2 separate regions of the Homo sapiens genome follow, and region 1 is linked to region 2. A link is an interaction called in ENCODE POLR2A ChIA-PET data of the cell type or tissue named here. Cell type or tissue: OCI-LY7. All regions are shown on one strand.

Region 1 (5,000 bases), 130 kb after region 2:
ATTCATCGTAATGACTTTTTTACAGTGAAAGGATACAATGCAAAACCACTAAAAAGAGACAGCCCCATAGGGTGAAGTCTGGAAGAAACCAGGTGTAAACTTCTAAGAATCCCCTCTCAGTGGAGTCACGCAGAGTGTGCTTAATTCCTCCAAGAATGAGCTGTGATAACATGTATGAAACATTGTCTACCACGGAGATTTACTGGAGACTGACTTAGTGGTGAGGGTTTTTATTAGGGCTGGTCATGTAGGCATTTTCTGCCTAGCATGTAGCAAAATTCCAGACTCCTATAAGGAAAGCAGGTATTCAGTATAAACCATATTGTCTGTAAACAGTTTAGGCACTGCGAGCCATTCTTATCATTTGGAGGATGGTAGGAACACTCCTAAAATCCAGCTTCTCCGATGCTAGCCAAGGATCAACCTTATAAGCAGGTTTTTCTCAGGACAGTAATCCTTTTCTGCACAGAGGTATACTGAAAATACTCTTCTTGATTTAAGAATCTCACTTTCAGGATTTTTTTTTTTAAGCAAATAGTATGAAATTGAGCAAAGTTATATACAGTAAGATGTTATCACAATATTGTTTAATTTAGTAAAGAAAACTGGAAACAGGCCAGGCACTGTGGCTCACGCCTGTAATCCCAGCACTTGGGAGGCTGAGGTGGGAGGATCACTTGAGGTTAGGGGTTCGAGACCAGCCTGGCCAACATGGTGAAACCCCATCTCTACTAAAAATACAAAAATTAGCCGGGCATGGTGGTACACACCTGTAATCCCAGCTACTTGGGAGGCTGAGGCAGGAGAATCTCTTGAATCCAGGAGGCAAAAGTTGCAGTGAGCTGAGATTGTGCCACTGCACTCCAGCCTGGATGACAGAGAGAGACTCCGTCTCAAAAAAAACCAAAAACCAAACAAAAACAAAATTGGAAACAAAGTAAATGCCCCCAAAATGTGAAATTGTTCAGTAAATTACAGTATAACAATGTGAAGAAATATTAAACAATCATTAAAATTATATTTTTGAAGACTTTTAATGACAAAAATGATTATGCTGGGAAGTAAATCAATATGCAAAGTGTTATATACAGTAACAACTCAAAATTGGGAGAAATACAGAATAAAATCTAGAAAGAAATATACTAAAACATAATCATGATTCATTTCTGGGGAATGGTTTTATAAAATAATTTTTATTTTCCTCTTGACCTTTTTCTGTTTTCAATTATTATTTAATAAACATGTACTCTACCTTTTTTTTTTTTTTTTTTTTTTTTTGAGACAGAGTCTCGCTCTGTTGCCCAGGCTGGAGTGCAGTGGTATGATTTCGGCTCACTGCAACCTCCGCCTTCCAGGTTCAAGCGATTCTCCTGCCTCAGCCTCCCAAGTAGCTGGGATTACAGGTGTGCGCCACTATGCCCAGCTAATTTTTGTATTTTTAGCAGAGACACGGTTTCACCATGTTGGCCAGGCTGGTCTCGAACTCCTAACCTCAAGTGATCTGCCCACCTCAGCCTCCCAAAGTGTTGGGATTACAGGCGTGAGCCACCGTGCCTGGCCTATTTTTCTAATCAGAAAATAAGTTAAAATGATAAGACAATTAGAATTTAGATATACAGGTCTGTGAATCCAAAGTCAATTTTGTAAAAATGTAAAATATTTAGTGAGTACAGTAAGTAACATGAGCGTAATATATAAAACAGCTTAACTGGGGAACTCTTGACCATTTAAAATGCAATTTTCCAGCTGAGCATGGTGGCTTATATCTGTAATCCCAACACTTTGGGAGGCTGAGGAGGGAGGGTAGCTTGAAGCCAGGAGTTCAAGACTAATTTGGGCAGTATGGTGAGACCTTGTCTCTACAAAAGTTTTAAAAAATTAGACAGGTGTGGTGGTAGGCTACTGTGGTCCCAGCTATTCGGAAGGCAAGGACTGCTTGAGCCCAGGAGTTCAAGGTTTCAGTGAGCTAGGATGACACCACTGCCCTCCAGTCTGGATGATAGAGTGAGACCCTACCTTTTTTTTTTTTTTTTTTTTGAAACTGCAGTCTCACTCTGTCCAGGCTGGAGTGCAGTGGCTCAATCTCAGCTCACTGCAAACTCCACCTCCCAGGTTCAAGCGATCCTCCTGCCTCGGCCTCCCGAGTAGCTGGGATTACAGGCGCGCACCACCAAGCCCAGCTTTTTTTGTATTTTTAGTACAGATGGAGTTTCGCCATGTTGGCCAGCCTGGTCTCAAACTCCTGACCTCAGGTGATCAGCCTGCCTCCACCTCCCAAAGTGCTGGGATTACAGGCGTGAGCCACCGCACCTGGCTGAGACCCTACCTGTAAAAAATAAAAATTTAAAAAAAAAAAAGCAATTTTTCTATTTCAAATGCTTCTTTCTTCAATGAGCTAACATTTAAAAAGCAGAGAGGGGAGATATTTTCTTATAAACACTAAAGAAAGCAGAATGGCTAATTTTTATTATAATGAGCAAATGGTTCACAAACTAGCCAATGCAAAAATGAAAATATATTTCAATGGATAGAACAAAGGATGAATTTCCTAAGCTATTTTGTATGTTTATATAGCTGTAATTCAACTTACTTAGTACAGTAAGTATGAGTAAGTAATAGCACTTTGGGAGGCTGAGGAGGATGGGTCGCTTGAGGCCAGGAGTTCAAGACCAGCCTGGCCAACATGGCAAAACCTCGTCTCTACTGAAAATACAAAAATTAGTGAGACGTGGTGGTGTGTGCCTGTAGTCCCAACTACTTGCAAGGCTGAGGCACAGGAATCGTTTGAACCGGGTAGGCAGAGGTTACAGTGAGCTGAGATCGCGCCACTGCACTCTAGCCTGGGCAACAGAGCGAGACTCGGTAAAAAAAAAAAAAAAAAAAAGTATTAGTAATATAAGTCATGTACATTTTCACAGCTTTAAGGAGAATTAGGTAATTGCTCTACAAACCTCTTCTTCTTCTTTTTTTTTTTTTTTTTTTTTGAGACGGAGCCTCGCTCTGTCCCCAGGCTGGAGTGCAGTGGCGAGATATCGGCTCACTGCAAGCTCTGCCTCCCGGGTTCACACCATTCTTCTGCCTCAGCCTCCCGAGTAGCTGGGACTACAGGCGCCCACCACCACGCCCAGCTAATTTTTTGTATTTTTAGTAGAGACAGGGTTTCACCGTGTTAGCCAGGACGGCCTCGATCTCCTGACCTCGTGATCTGCCCGCCTCAACCTCCCGAAGTGCTGGGATTACAGGCGTAAGCCACCGCACCCGGCTGCTCTACAAACTTCTTTTGGAGAAGGTGACTTCTAATGTATCCAGTTCCAATTCCCTTGCATTTTTTGCTATGCATCTACCTTAGTCACATATATGCTATTTAACAGAAAGCTATTTTCCTACTACCCAGGATCTTCACCACTGCATTAAGCTGCCATATAGAAAACAGACTGCTATTGTATCCTCTTACCCCTAGAAAGATGAAATGGTTTGCAGCTTCTTTTAAATCACAAAAAAATTCTTTTGTGTACTAAATTGGCCCAAGGCTACGGAGGTTGTGCAACAGAGATCCACAGAGGAGCCTCTCTTCCCACATGACCTCCACTTGTGGCTGCTTCCCAGTCCTGCCAGAACATGAAAACCTTGAAAGCACTCCATGTGGGGGCAGTGCTCTCTCTGGCATCTGAAGTACTTCTTGCGCTGTTAGAAAAAACAAATTCTGAAGAGCCATTGCAATGGTAAGCACACTCAGGAAAAAAAGCCAGAATTTTTCTGGTTAGGAAGGGAAATGTGGTTAACCTAAATTGGACCTGAGGCACAAATGGAGGCATCAAGAAGCACTCCCACTACTACAGTTCAACTATGCATTTTTGTTTCCATTCTTTTTGAAAAAATTATTATTATTATTATTATTTTGAGACGGAGTCTTGCTCTGTCGCCCAGGCTGGAGTGCAGTGGCGCGATCTTGGCTCACTGCAAGCTCCGCCTCCTGGGTTCACGCCATTCTCCTGCCTCAGCCTCCTGAGTAGCTGGGACCACAGGCGCCCGCCACTGTGCCCGCCTAATTTTTTTATATTTTTAGTAGAGATGAGATGGTCTCGATCTCCCGACCTCGTGATCCGCCTGCCTTGGCCTCCCAAAGTGCTAGGATTACAGGCGTGAGCCACCACGCCTGGCCAAAAATTATTATTTTTTAAGAGACAAGGTCTTGCTGTCACCCAGGCTGGAGTACAGTGGTGTGATCACAGCTTATTGTAACGTCAAACTCCTGGGTTCCAGTGATCCTCCTGCCTCGCCTCAGCATCCTGAGCAGGCATGGGCTACCATGCCCAGTTATTTTATTTTTTGTAAAGATGGGGTCTTCCCATGTTGTCCAGGCTGGTCTTGAACTCCTGGCCCCAAGAGATCCTCCTACCTCGGCCTCCTAAAGTGCTGGGATTATAGGCTTGAGCCACCACACCATTCTGTTTCCATTATTAAAAAAGAATGGCCCTTTAAATGGTTTGGCTATTTTCAGAAATTTAACTGCTTAAAAAAGGGCTATGAGGAGGTGGCAGGGAAAGAGGACAGATGAATGAAGCAGTGCTATAAAGTCTCTTTAATAAAATGTAGCTAATGAAGGTTAGCATTCCTCTGAATCTCTGTATTTAAATAAAGTCAGCAATTGGTGCTTGCTAAGTGGTGGTTCAAGTACAATCAACAGCCCTTCAAAGACTTTGTTGCTTCTTCTTTTCTCTTTTTCAGGAAGAAACACATTAAAAATATTAGAAAAAGCATGGGACTGAGAGTCAAGAAAAACCTGGGTTCATTATGAACTGTGAAACATGTTAATATATTAACAAATAATTTTCAGACACTATGCTTTCCTGCCATTTGTTATGTTTGAATTTCAGGCTTTTCCTCTATAAATGGGAATACCAACAAATGTCACCCTTTTCATAGGTGATTGTGTACAAAGAAAGTATAAGCAAACTGTAAAGGGCTATCTAAGTATTAACTGTCGTAGCTGTCAGGTT
Region 2 (5,000 bases):
CTACCTGCAGTTGGATGAACCTGCAGATGTGGCGGGGCTGACTGTACATGCACACAGAACAAAAATCAGCAAGCATGAAAGGATATTTGGTTAAAAAGTCCACTGTTGGCTGGGCGCAGTGGCTCACACCCGTAATCCCAGCATTTTGGGAGGCCAAGCCAGGTGGATCACGAGGTCAAGAGATGGAGCCCATCCTGGCCAACGTGGTGAAACCCCATCTCTACTAAAAATACAAAAATTAGCTGGGCGTGGAGGCACCCACCTGTAGTCCCAGCTACTCCGGAGGCTGAGGCAGGAGAATCGCTTGAACCTGGGAGACAGAGGTTGCAGTGAGCCGAGATCGCGCCACTGCACTCCAGTCTGGGAGACAGAGAAAGACTCTGTCTCAAAAAAGAAAAAAAAAAAAAAAAAGAACTGGGATGGGAGATGACATGGTCTTCTAAGCAGGGGGCGGTTGATCAGGATCACTGGCCTTTTCCCTGTCCAGCCCATAGATTTCCAAAAGGACATTCTCTAGTGAACCCATAGGCGGCTGGGAGTGGCCCGGGGTACCTTTCTATCAAGTTCTTTGAATAGTCAGTTGCTGTGGAGAGAGCAGACAGACCAGGTCTTTTGGGACAGCAGCGTGAGCCTAATCAGAGCTGCCAGAGGCCTGTGGGCCGGGGAGTCACACAGGACAAGCGGCAGGCCCAGAAATGGGAAGTACTTGGGCTTCCTGCAACCTGGAGGTTCAAATTCCAGCCAGCTGACTCCGGATTTTACCCTGCTAGATCAGAGATGTCCTCGCCACTGTGCTGAGGTGCCAGTCCAGGAAGACCTGGCCCCAGCAGCCCTGACCTCATGCCACTCAGGGGCAAATCCCCCTTACCCCTAAGAGCTGTTTCCAGATGCAAACTGAAGCAAACTCTCACTACCAGAAGATTCCCTTGAGAATGTGGGCCCCAGAACAGGAATGTGATTGGAACCTGAAACAATAGGGATGGTGGCTGTGTGGCCCCTGCCACACACAAAAGGTAAAGTGGAGAGAATATGCTCAGTCATTAACAAAACAAACTCAAGGATTTTAAAAATTTAACCAAGACCTAAACCTTACTTCAATCTTTTCACAATTGCCATATGTCTGATTTGATTTCAAGGAACTTCTCTGCTACAGGTGACATTGACTTCTAAAAATTAAACCTAGAAGAGGGGGACAGTAGTTAGTATTCATGTGGCACAGGCTTCATGTTCTAAGTGTTACATATGTCAACCCACACAGTCCCCACCAGCACTGCTTCTTGTGCAGATAGGGAACGGGGCGGGGGTGGGGTGATTTGTGCTGCCCAAGGGATGCAGCTGAGACCAGGGAGTAGGAAGGACTTCAGGAGACTCCCGGCATGAGAGCTTCATTCCAGCCTTCCAAGGAAGCTGGGACTGAGGAATGGGCCATGACCTCCCAGCTTTCTTTCCCTCTTCCTGCTAAGCTGTGAGCTGGGTGCAGGTGCATGAGCAAGTCAACAAGCCAGATGGGCCAGTCTGTGACCAAGGCAGGAATTAGTGCAGGTGACCCTCCAAAAAATGGAATTCTTTACTAAACTTTGGAGTCAGATGGAACTGCATGAAACCCTGGCTTTTAATCCAGTTTTTTCATTTTTTTTTTCCCCAGAGATGGGGGTCTTGCTCTGTTACCCAGGCAGAGTGCAGCAGTATGATCAGAGCTCACTGTAGCCTTGAACTCCTGGGCTCAGATGATTCTCCCATCTCAGCCTGTGAGTAGCTAGGACTATAGGTGCACGCCACCACACCCAGCTAATTTTTTATTTTTTGTAGAGACAGGGTCTCCAGGTGTTGCCCAAAATGGTCTCAAACTCCGGGCTTCCAGCAACCCTCCGGCCTCAGCCTCCCAAAGTGCTGGGATTTCAGATGCAAGCCACCACACCTGACCCTTAACCCAGCCCAGTTTTCAAAGAGGGCTTTTTTTTTTTTTTTTTTGAGACGGAGTCTCGCTCTGTCGCCCAGACTGGAGTGCAGTGGCACAATTTCGGCTCACTGCAACCTCTGCCTCCCGGGTTCAAGTGATACTCCTGCCCCAGCCTCCCAAGTATCTGGGATTACAGGCATGCACCACCACATCCGGCTAATTTTTGTATTTTTAGTAGAGACAGAGTTTCACCATGTTGGCCCAGCTGGTCTGGAACTCCTGACCTCAGCTGATCCACCCGCCTCGGCCTCCCAAAGTGCTGAGATTACAGGTATGAGCCACTGCACCCAGCCCAAAAAGGTTTTTAACCGAGTTAAAATATTTAGCATCTAACACCAGGCCAGCTGTTTACCTACCCATCCAAGCTGTATTCTGTAATAGGAGCTGGACACATCTACCTCACCTCAAAAAGTTTTTGTGAAAACTACAAAGGAGAAAGTGTCTGACACATAGCACTCAAAGTTACCTATTATAAAGCTTCTTTTTTTTTTTTTAAGGAAAAGATGTTTAAAGTGCATTTTATTTTTTTATTTTTTTGAGACAAAGTCTCATTCTGTCGCCCAGGCTGGAGTGCAGTGGCACAATCTTGGCTCACTGCAACCTTTGCCTCCTGGGTTCAAGCGATTCTCCTGCCTCAGCCTCCCAAGCAGCTGGGATTACAGGTGGGCACCACCATGCCTGATTAATTTCTGTATTTTCAGTAGAGACGGGGTTTTACCATGTTGGCCAGGATGGCCTTGAACTCCTGGCTTCAAAGTTCCACCTGCCTTGGCCTCCCAAAGTTCTGGGATTACAGGTGTGAGCCATCCCGCCCAGCCTAAAGTACATTTTAATAGTGAATTTTTAAGAACTGCAAATTAAATAAAATGGCTTAAAAGATTAAAAAGGTTTAGTAACTTTTCTTTCCAATGAAACATAGAAACTGGAGGGAGGGGGATGAAACCAAATAAAATGCTCTCCCTGAGGACAGGAGGAATGTTCCCATGCCATCCACTCTGGTGCCGCGGGTCTCTGGGTTCACAGGACCGGCTGGGAGCCTCAAGGGTCTCAGGACCCAGCCCCCTTGGCAGTGGCATCCTGCCCAAGGGACTTGCAGGACATGTTCGCAATTTGTTTTTATTTTTAGGCACATCTGCAAATGCAGTTTGAAAAATACCAGTCCTCACAAAACCAGGGCAATTTTCCCCAGAGTTTTTCTAAAGCTGTAATTGTAGCTGCCTTCCTTATTCAGTCAGAGCACAACCTCATCTTCCGCATGCAGCCAAGCACAGCCGCACAACCCTGCCCGCGCGCCTGTGATTTGGCGTCTTAATCTTTGGTCACTTGCGTCTTCTGAGTCTTGAGTAAATGTGCCATCTTCCTCAGCTAAGAAGTTCCACTTACGTTCTCCCCAACCTCGTGGAGGGCTACCTCCTCACATGGCTCACAGGAGACTCTGCGTATTAACCTTGGCATGCAGAAGCTGAGGCTCAAGGTGGAAGGAGGGACCGCACATTCCAGCATCCAGCCATGTGACTGACTGCACAACGGTGACTAATTTTCCTAGGAGGTATAAGCTGAGTTTCCGCTGCACTTCCCATTTTATCAAGTGTTTTATTTTGTGACCACACAAGCTGATTAGGGTTCGGGGCAGTTGGGTGTATACTGCACCCCCAATCCTAAGCAAGCCTCAGTCCTTCGCTCTGCTAGCTCCATGCTCAAACCAAAACAGCCCCTGACATACAAGAAAAGGCCAGTAAATGACTTATTCAATTGAGCAATCAATGCCCTGATACTGATGCAACTGTGTTTCACTAGTCAGAAATAACTGAAAATCAGACAAGAGGAGAGGTGGCCACAGGTAGAAAAAAAATTAAGAGGGTTGATTGATTGATTGATTTGAGATGGAGTCTCGCTCTGTTGCCCAGGATGGAGTGCAGTGGTGCGACCTCGGCTCTCTGCAACTCTGCATCCCGCGTTCAAGCAATTCTCCTGTCTCAGCCTCCCGAGTAGCTGGGACAACAGTCATGTGCCACCACACCTGGCTAATTTTTGTATTTTTCACTAGAGATGGGGTTTGGCCATGTTGGCCAGGCTGGTCTCGAACTCCTGGCCTCAAGAGATCCACCCGCCTCAGCCTCCTAAGGTGCTGGGATTACAGGTATGAGCCACCACATCCAGCCAAGAGGGCTGACTTTAAATACACGTTTCAACTTGGATTAAAAATTGGTGGGGGCGGGGGGCGGTCTGGGCGTGGTGGCTCATGCCTGTAATCCCATCACTTTGGGAGGCCGAGGTGGGAAGATCACCTGAGGTTGAGAGACCAGCCTGGCCAACATGACAAAACCCCGTCTCTACTAAAAATACAAAAATTAGCTGGGTATGGTGGCACGGGCCTGTAATCCCAGCTATTTAGGAGGCTGAGGCAAGAGAATCCTTGAACCTGGGAGATGGAGGGTCCAATGAGCTGAGATAGTGCCGTTGCACTCCAGCCTGGGTGACAGAGCAAGACTCTGTCTCAAAAAAAAAAAAAAAATCGAGGTGGGGCAGGCATAGTGGCTTACACCTGTAATCTCAGCCAAAGACAGGTTGGAACACTTGACTCCAGGAGTTTGAGACCAGCCTGGGCAATACAGTGAATCCCCATCTCTATAAAAAATACAAAAAAATTGCCGGCACGGTCGCTCACGCCTGTAGCCCCAGCACTTTGGGAGGCTGAGGCGGACGGATCACTTGCAGTCAGGAGTTCGAGACCAGCCTGGCAAACATGGAGAAACCGCGTCTCTACTAAAAATACAAAAATTAGCCAGGCGTAGTGGCGGACACCTGAAATCCCAGCTACTCAGGAGGCTGAGGCAGGAGAATTGCTTGAACCTGGGAGGCGGTGGTTGCAGTGAGCCGGGATCATGCCATTGCACTCCAGCCTGGGCAACAAGGGCAAAACTCCGTCTCAAAAAAATCAGCCAGGCATGGTGGCACAGGCCTGTAGTTCCAGCCACCTGGGAGGCTGAAGTGGGAGGATCGTTTGAGCCCAGGAGGTTGAAGCTGCAGTGAGCTGTGA

What was found. Peaks named below come from ENCODE experiments on the same cell type or tissue, not always from the same donor. Only the 100,000 strongest peaks of a DNase experiment are listed, where the experiment ranks them.
Region 1: POLR2A ChIA-PET joins it to region 2 with 5 read pairs; 4 of 35 experiments call an interaction of 5 or more read pairs at or near these places.

Annotation. Positions count from the first base shown.
Region 1 is chr6:107,238,382-107,243,381 of GRCh38, forward strand. All of the region lies in intron 4 of PDSS2 (decaprenyl diphosphate synthase subunit 2), which reads right to left. Among named protein-coding and RNA genes, the nearest start is that of BEND3, 130 kb to the left of the region's middle. In OCI-LY7, no CTCF peak of the experiment used is centred here; no DNase peak of the experiment used is centred here.
Region 2 is chr6:107,104,984-107,109,983 of GRCh38, forward strand. The region is part of intron 1 of BEND3 (BEN domain containing 3); the gene reads right to left. Among named protein-coding and RNA genes, the nearest start is that of BEND3, 8.0 kb to the right of the region's middle. RefSeq lists an enhancer at 496-1,151. In OCI-LY7, no CTCF peak of the experiment used is centred here; no DNase peak of the experiment used is centred here; H3K27ac peaks cover 1,108 bases.